2 separate regions of the Homo sapiens genome follow, and region 1 is linked to region 2. The links are chromatin contacts, found by Hi-C or POLR2A ChIA-PET in ENCODE. All regions are on one chromosome and are shown on one strand. Each heading gives the region's core, a stretch centred on a gene start or an enhancer-like site at or near the end of the contact. The rest is flanking DNA. Distances are from core to core; before and after follow the strand shown.

The links. Hi-C counts contacts between places; a loop is a spot of excess contacts on that map. ChIA-PET counts read pairs that join two places held with the same protein, here RNA polymerase II (POLR2A). Pooled maps may share reads with other maps.
Region 1: a loop to region 2 is called in a map of CD8-positive, alpha-beta T cell, with 7 times the contacts of the local background. The contact joins two enhancer-like sites. A Hi-C loop is called at or near these places in 1 of 168 maps with a recorded cell type or tissue (CD8-positive, alpha-beta T cell) and 1 of 50 pooled maps. POLR2A ChIA-PET finds 5 or more read pairs at or near these places in 1 of 52 experiments (activated CD4-positive, alpha-beta T cell).

The regions. Positions count from the first base shown.
Region 1 is chrX:71,179,471-71,183,796 of GRCh38, forward strand. It overlaps LOC107985688 (a long non-coding RNA gene), which reads right to left. Exons shown (of 2, transcript XR_001755878.2): 2 at 3,912-4,326. Among named protein-coding and RNA genes, the nearest start is that of NLGN3, 37 kb to the left of the region's middle. RefSeq lists enhancers at 2,463-2,512, 2,569-2,863, 2,913-3,002. Within about 2 kb of position 2,586, at least 35 of the 41 ENCODE cell types and tissues checked have a DNase peak (open chromatin) inside an H3K27ac peak, as active enhancers do.
Region 2 is chrX:70,474,388-70,478,970 of GRCh38, forward strand. All of the region lies in intron 9 of DLG3 (discs large MAGUK scaffold protein 3), which reads left to right. Among named protein-coding and RNA genes, the nearest start is that of DLG3-AS1, 21 kb to the left of the region's middle. RefSeq lists a silencer at 1,063-1,182 and an enhancer at 2,708-3,606. Within about 2 kb of position 3,109, at least 20 of the 41 ENCODE cell types and tissues checked have a DNase peak (open chromatin) inside an H3K27ac peak, as active enhancers do.

The sequences.
Region 1 (4,326 bases), core at 1,336-3,835, 700 kb after region 2:
ACACATTCTCTTATGATGACTTGAGTATCCACAAAAGATTATTACAACACCTCTCTCTCAGACGTGACCAAGAGAAATTGTCATGATTGTCTAGGGTGGCCAAGGGAGGAGCAGTAAATGAGTCTTGTTCCCCCTGAGCTCAAGTTTAAATGTTGTTTCTTCCTGAGTGGGCTATACTATTCTAGAACGACTGAGCTAGAATAGCTCCTCCATAAGAAACCTGTTTATTGAAACTACACTTAGAATTCCTACAGCCCCTCTTAAAGGTTAGGGGAGGGAGAAACGGTGCCTCAGATAACAGAACAGATGGTGGCCCCCTTTTCCCTCAAGCCCCATTCCTAAATAGATTCAAAAGGATCAATAAAACTGACACTGAGGCTGGGTGCGGTGGCTCACACCTGTAATCCCAGCACTTTGGGAGGCCGAGGTGGGCGGATCACTTGAGGTCAGGAATTTTTGAGACCAGCCTGGCCAACGTGGTGAAAACCCGTCTCTACAAAAAATACAAAAATTAGCTAGGTATGGTGGCGGGTGCCTGTAATCCCAGCTACTCTGGAGGGTAAGGCAGGAGAATCACTTCAACCTGGGAGGCGGAGGTTGCAGTGAACCGAGACCGCGCCACTGCACTCCAGCCTGGGCGACAGCCTGAGACTCTGTCTCAACAACAACAACAACAAACAAACAAACAAAAACTGGAGTGGTCTGATGATAACTTATAAAGGAGTATTAGTAGAGCATAGTTTGAGGGGATGGCTTGAACTGGGATGGCCAGAGCTGAGCAAGGACAAGACTGAGCTAATGAAAAGGTTAATCCTTCTGCTACTACTTCCATTCCTAGGTACCCTTAAAGTCTGAGTTTCTGTTGTGCCCACTCAGGCTCTTCTGGGTGCTGGAGAATCCTGGACCAGCTCTCAGTTTGGATTGTCAATTGCAGGTGAGGGGCATGAAAATGGCAGAAGTGCAAAAGAAAGAAACCATCAGCTAGATTTGAATGCTTCGATTCATGGATCACTACTTTTATTTGCCTCAGTTCTTCCCTGGTCCCTATATTACAGGGCTGCCAGAGTGCATGCCCTCTAACTGTACCGGCTAAGAAGTAAACAAATTCCTTTTTATCTTTTAGTTAAGACAAGGCTGCAATTTTTGAAAAGTAACATTTGCTAGGACACTAATGAATAAGAAAGTAACCAAAAGAGGTAACAAGAGAACACACAAACAAATGGGCTTACAGTGTTCACATTTCTTATCTTGTATCAACTAAAGTTTAACCATAGTTGGCCGGGCCTGATGGCTCACACCTGTAATCCCAGGACTTACGGAGGCCGAGATGGGCAGATCACCTAAGGTCAGGAGTTTGAGACTAGCCTGGCCAACATGGTGAAACCCTGCCTCTACTAAATAAAAATAAAATAAACCCCATCTCTACTAAAATACAAAAATTAGCTGGGCATGGTGGCACACTCCTGTAACCCCAGCTACTCGGGAGGCTGAGGCTGGAGAATAGCTTGAACCCGGGAGGTGGAAGTTGCACTGAGCTGAACCACTGCACTCCAGCCTGGATGACAGAGCGAAATTCCATCTCAAAATAAATAAATAAATAAATAAATAAATAAATAAATAAATAAATAAAGCTTAACCACAGAGGAGGCCAGGCGCAGTGACTCACGCCTGTAATCCAAGCACTTTGGGAAGCTGAGGCAGGTGGATCACCTGAGGTCAGGAGTTCGAGACCAGCTGGGCCAACATGGTGAAACCCCATCTCCACTAAAAGTACAAAAAATTAGCCAGATGTGGTGGCAGGTACCTGTAATCCCAGCTACTTCGAAGGCTGAGGCAGCAGAATCACTTGAACCCGGGAGGCGGAGGTTGCAAGGAGCCGAGATCGTGCCATTGCACTCCAGCCTGGGCAACAAGAGTGAAAACTCCATCTCAAAAAAAAAAAAAAAAATCATAGAGGAAGTTATCTGGTACAATGTATAGGGCACCTAAGCAAATCCTTTTTTGCCAGGGTAACCTTTCCCAACTCATGAGAGGTCAGAGGTTAGACAAAGCTGCGTAGACCCGAACCTGAAGGTTGGTGCAAAAGTAATGGCGGTTTTTGCAATTACCTTTAACGGCAAAAACCGCCATTACTTTTGCACCAGCCTAACAGATCTAGTGAGTTTCACAGTCCCTGGTGGAATCGGTTTCCCATACTGCTCTCAGTGCAGAGACCCTAGTGGGTGCCTTCTGTCCTGGCACGTGCTGCTTTCCGGTTCTGCGGTTACCCTGGCCCTTGGGTTTCCCCCACCCTCCTCCCATCCTTTTCAGGCTCCCGGAAAGAGAAGACCCCCAGTGAAACTCCACCCCTTCACATAGTTTTGATGACTTAGGACATGTGTTCGGACAAATACAAAAAAATGTGCTTACGATTCTAATTAGAAAAAGACACTTAGAATTGAGACTGCTTCTGAAAATCTGATCCTGTGCTGGCAGTTCCTGTTGTTCTCAGCTAGTATTTCGTTTTAGTCCCCTAAAGTGGCCATGTGACCTTGATAGCAAACGCCATCTTTCTGCGGAGCCCGCCTGAGCTGCGGCAAGCTGCTCTGACGGCTCGCTAGCAATCTGCCTTTTCCGATTTCAAAATCTTTAGACCGCCCACCAAAACCCTTTTTCCGGTCGGAGAGGCCCGGCAGGCTCTCAGGTCATTTGCGGAGCAAACGTGATTGACACGATCTGCGTCTAATGAATGTTCGTCTGCTTCCCAGCTCGGATTACTAGTTCCGCTCCCTTTCCCAGTTTGTTTTTGATGACTCATCCCTCAAATTCTTCACACACTCGCCTGATTCCCGCCCCTCCCGTCCTCTCTCTCCTCGCTCCCACTCGACGCCCACCCCCCACCTCCGCCGCCTCGCCCTAGGGAAGTGGATTTGGTGAATCCTATCGAGGATCGTTTTTTTACAGTGTATTTTGAACATATAGAAGCAAAAAGCACAATTTCCGTACAGGAAAGAGGAGGTTCATTTCCTTATAAGGAGCTTAACCCCTCACTGTTCTTTGAGCTTTTTCTCGTCCACAAGATCGGGGTGGGAGCAGGGGCAGGAGAAACGACAGCGGGGCTTTTGCCACTCAATTTCCAGTTCAATTCCAGAACCCCCGCAGCTCTGAGTCCCTAGCAAAGGTCAGCTGCCTTGCCCCAACAGCCGGCCCCACTGAGGGAGGAGTCCGGGGGAGTACAGTCAGGGTTGAAAGTTTACAAACATTTCTCTGGGTCTCGGGCATCTGCAGTGGGCACCTGCGGTGGGCACGTATGACAGTTTTGCCGGGGGCTGCAAATGCAAAATTGCAGCCCTAAAGAGGAAACAGACCTTCAGTCGTTAATAGGAGGAGGGGGAAAGGAAGGGGGAGTAAGAAAAGTAGGGAGCTGAGACTGAACTAACAAGCTCTTCTGGACCCAGACCCCTGAAATAGGCGAATGAATGGACTTCCACCTGCACAAGAAATCCTAGCTTTCCTGGATAGGGTCAAATGAAGCCAATAGAACATCCATAGTGAGAAGTTGGCAAGAGACTGGCTAAATTTGCCCCCTTTGGGCTGCTTCTTGTAGTCTCATTTGCTCTTTGATGCTCACACAACCATCACCACTTCTCTGCTGTGTCTCTTTATCCCACAGCTAAAGCATGTGATTGAAAACTTGCAGTTTGACCTAAGTTTAACACTGCCTTGTATAGGGCTTTGTGAATAATGGGTGCAGGATCAATTCCCCGGAGCCTGAGTATCATACCAAAGGCTAGAGACTCAGGGGCCTCCCAGTCTGCAAAGTGCTCTCAGACTCAGGCACATATTCTGAGGGAGCTTTTGCATTTTGGTCTTGGATCTCCAGGAGAGGACAGGAGTTTGCCGATTGGGAAAACAAAGAAGGTGCTAAGAAATAGGTGACCACCTTATTTTTTTATTCCCTCCTAAGCAGCCCCGCTGCTCTCCCTTTGGAGGCCCCTTGGCTAAGTCTCATCCAAAGTTCATTTGCATTGTCCAGCTTGCCCCTCTGGCCTCAGAGAGGAATGTAGCCAATGAACAGGAAAGAGGAGGCATGCTTTCTGTCCCTGCTGGGGTGGAGAGTAAGTGGAGACACGAATCCTACCCCCTCCCCAGTTTCTGCTTCCAGCGCCTCTCCTTCATCTTCATCACAAAACATTTCTGAGGCATTTCTCTGTCCAAGACTCTGTCCACATTACTTTACACGTAGTCGTTGCCTTGACAATCAGAGACAACAAGGGTTGAGTGACACTAAAAATGCAGAAAGCGGCCAGGCACGGTGGCTCATGCCTGTAATCCCAGCACTTTAGG
Region 2 (4,583 bases), core at 1,859-4,358:
AATTAAAAGTATAAAGAAATAGATTGAGGAAGCAATTAGGAAGAAACATCAGCAAAATTTGAGGAAACACTGGTTGTATGCAGGGAAAAGGGGGTGTCGTTTACAGTAATGGGGGTTTGGCATGAGGAAAAAAAAGGCTTGGTTTTCAAGTTGGGGGCAGATTTAATGTAGTCAAATTAGGTAGATACTTATAGAGGTAGATATAGTGTCATGTAGGTGGAACAGCGTCTTAACTCATGGTTAAACAGGGCCAGGGAAAGAGGGAGAGAAAGACCTGTGGACTAAGGCCTAACCTGGAGAACCAGCAACTCCACTCACCAAGAGGACACCTTTTCTATTATAATGCAGACAACATTTTAGCTCCTCTTTGTCCATTCCAGAATAAAATCTTTACTTTTGCATAACCAAAAGGCTCATTAAACTGTTTTTCTCCAAACAAAAGATCAATTTGTCCTCAAAGGTAAATTCTGCCTCCACTTCAGAAACAGAAAAAGTGCTGGAAGAGTGGAATAGTAGTTTATCCTTAGTCAGAAAGGTTTCAGGATGTTGGGGTTCAATTTGGTAGTGCTAATCAAAAATTTTAATTTGCATATAATTTGACCCTGCAGTTTCACTTCTAGGAATCTATGCAACAGAAATGCTCAAACAAATATACAGTGCAGGCCGGGCATGGTGGCTCATGCCTGTAATCCTAGCACTTTGGGAGGCTGAGGCAGGTGGATTCCTTGAGGTCAGGAGTTCGAGACCAGCCTGGCAACATAGTGAGACCCCCATCTCTACAAAAAATAAAATATAAAAAACAAAAAAAAACCCACAAATACACAATGCAGCATTGATTGTAATATTAAGAATTGTAAACAACTTAAATGTGTATCAATTGAAATATGACTGAATAAATTATGGTCTGTCCATAGTATGGAATCCTATGCAGCTATTAAAATGAAGTCTGTGTACTGACATGGATGATTTTTTGTTTGTTTGTTTGTTTGAGACAGAGTCTTGCTCTGTCACCCAGGCTGGAGTGCAGTGGCGCGATCTCGGCTCACTGCAACCCTCGCCTCCCAGGTTCAAGCGATTCTCCTGCCTCAGCCTCACTAGTAGCTGGGACTACAGGCGTGTGGCCACCACACCTGGCTGATTTTTGTAGAGACGGGGTTTCACCATGTTGGCCACACTGGTCTTGAACTCCTGACCTCAGATGAGTCACCATGCCTGGCCAACATGGATGAGTTTTCATGATGTATCAGAAAATGAAAAAAGCTTGCGTGTGAATTGTGAGTACATGTATATAAGCCATATATGCATGGAAGTAAGTCTGGAAGGACACATACTAAAAATACCAACAGTGGTATCTTCTGGGGAGTGGGATGGAGAAGTGATACAGAATTTTTAAAAAGTGTAAACTCAGCAGCTTTCTTTGCAGGCACATAAGACTGTGGCATCTTTAGGGCTTTCCTTTCCTGAAGGATTTGCAATTGTATTACCAAGTTTTATTTTTGAGAGCTTATCCACTCTCTGGCCCCACCTTTCTTTTCAGAGACACTGCAGGATCCAATTCTGTAAGTTAAGACCAGCAGCTCCAAACTTTATCAGAATCACACTGATGCTTGTTAAAATGCAGATTCCTGGGCCCCTGCTCAGTAGATTCTGATTCTGTGTATCTGGGATGGGGTGCCAAATCCTGATCTTTTAGAGGCACCCCAACTTGTCAGTGACTGGGGCAAAACCCTTCTTCGGTACTGACTTCTGATTGTGCCCCCTCCCACTTGTTTCTCTGTGATTAGCAACTGGGAAAAAGGAAAGAGGGCGATGACTGGATATCTTTGTGGGTCACAAACAGTTGGGTTCATCTGAATGGGAAAAAACAAAGCAGTTTAGTAGACTTGAGATTTTAGTGTTGCTTCTTTGAAGTGGGCCCTCTGGGTTAGAGGCTGGTCAGGTGGGCTTCCTAGGCGGTGACTTTGGCCTAGGAGATGTCCTCCAGCATTGGCTGCGATGGCTGTGTTAGTGACAAATCAGAGGGAAGGAGGGAGCTTGGCGAGTCCTGAAGTCTTAGAATTGAGATGCTTTTTAAGGGAAGCTTTTGTCCTGGGAAAATGATACCTCTAATATTTAAGATGAGGTAGTATCTAAGTCTATTCTAAACAGTTTTTTGTTAGAATGATTTTTCTTTGTTGTAAAAAGTTGTTAATCAGCCGCCTATTGTGGGTTGTTAACATCTCAAAAGGGTGTTTAAAAATAATAAACCCCAATTGCTCCCAACAATTAACCTTGGGAACAAAAGTAAATGTGAATGCTTCTTAACCACCTTTCTAAGCCCTCAGTGAAGCTGGCAGCCATCAGTTAAATAAACCATTAAGTTTATTAGTTTAAGAATAGAAGTGTCAACTTGGACACAGTTTTCTAATTTGCTCCTCATTTACCCAACAATCATTTATTCAAAGGCTGCTCTGCCTAGTAGACTTTAGATAAATCTACAAATAAAAGCCAGAGACTGATGGGCAGCTGGAACTCTAAGGGAATCATCCAAATGGAAAAAAAAGTGAATAAAACACAATTTAATAAACTTGAAATTTTAGCAGCACATGTAAAAACAAAAAGCGTATGCCTTAGAGCAATAGCTTTGTTCTCTTTCTGTAGTCTATTTTAAGTGGGCCCTCTGGCCCAGAATTATCAGCCTTGGATTAGGAGCTTTGAGGAAATGGTGGTTTCGTGGTTGTTTTTTAAAGGATTTTTAAAGAAATGTAGTTACTAAGCAACTGCCATGACCTGCTGCTAAGTTGGAGTTCAGCGGGCAAGTCGATTCCAAAGAAGGGAATATATAAACAAGTTTCAAGAAGGGGAAAACATGGCTTAAAGATAGATTGGGTGTACTTTTTTGTTCACAGTTCAATGCATAGTTCTTTCTCTCTTTGACTTATCTTCCCCTAAGAAAGGGCTGCCTGGTCAGAAATCTTTGTCTCACACGGTTCTGCCCATAGCCGGTGAGCTCAGAGGAGGGCCAGAAAGGAACAAATGAGAAACAATCCCCACCCAGTGTAGAGGGCCAAGCCCTGGGGTGGGGCCAGCACCCAGGCGGTCTCCAGAGGTAGACTGGCCTGCTGTTATGCTCTAGGACAGTCCAGGGCTTAGGTTGGGGCACCTCATTGATATTGATGGCTTGCCGTGTAACCCTCAGAACAGGAACATTGTCCAGCTGTTGTCTCTCTACCCTCCGCCACCCCACCCCCCGCAACGTTTAATGGGTGAGTCAGTGACTTAACTGCTTCCTCCAGGATTTCAGGAACAGGAGTAGGTAATGAGGACAAATCACCATAACACCGGCGTGTGATGAATGAAAGAGCACACGAATTTAACCCGTTGGTTAAACTGATATCACAGTGAACAAAAGAAACTTTGTTGAGAGGAGGTTATTTGCCTCACTCCATTCCTTCCCCTTTAGGCTTTAGCAATTCCCCTTACACCCAGTTGAAGGTCAGTCTGGTTGCTTTGCAGAGGGAAGGGGAGTGTCAGGTGCTGGAACAGGTGTTTTGTTTTCTCCTGTAGAGTCATACGGACTAGGTGGGGATGCTTCTTGCCAGCCCTCTATGGTGCACGAAATTGCTTTTGTGGAATTTTTTCCCCTGGAAGTGTGTTTGTTTTTTAAAGCAGTTTCCCAACCTTCAACCCCTAGTATAAATTTTGACTCGCTTCAAAGTCAGCTTGTCATAGTGAAGTGTGCCTGTTTTCTAGCATTTCCACGGCCTGTGGCCTTAGATATACCCCATTTTATGCGGCAATTATAGGCCTGGAAAATGTGTAATTGTGTGTTTGGTAAGTGTGAATATTGTATTTTAAATGTCCTAGGAGAATGTCACAGCAAAGCAGCCCTATAAAAAGCCTTTTATAATAATTGTACAGCTAGAGTTAATTTTCTTGTATCAGGTTTTCTTAAATTCGGCATAAACCTGTATTACATTTCCAGAGTGATAAGGCTGTTTCCAGCTGTTGTGATGGTCTCAATGGGCTATAAGGTTAGGGATGGACTTATGACCTCACTGACTGGATGATTTTGGAGGTGAGAGGTGTCAGCCGACTTCTCGGTTTGGGAGAATTTATGTTTTAATGTATGCTACTGAAGCCAAAGAGGCTATTGGTTAAAAGGGAAATAACTCAGGAGAGCTTTAATTCTCCTCATATGGTTGTTACGGTTGTGAGGTTTGTTTGTTTTTACCTCTGTACTGGGTTCCAATATCACCCCCCTTCACCCCAGCCAAAAAGTCATCCTGAAAAAATTGTCTTCTTGCCTAACAATGATATAATTGACCTCAGGTCCTTTCCAGCCCCTCCGCTCTGCGTCTCAGGGCCATCTGTTCTCTGCAATCCGCTTTTTGGGAAAGTCTCCTTTCCCATCTGCTCTCCTTGGGCCTTAGTGTCAGCTCTAAAGATTTATAAAGGTTGCACTGGAACCTCTTTCCAGTTGTTATTTTTATAAAGGATCAGTGACATTTTGAGGCAGATAAGAGCTTTGTGCATTTGACCTGCCCAAATGCTACTCCCTTTTCAGGTGCATTCTTTCCTTCTGTTAGTCTGGGGTTGAAGGG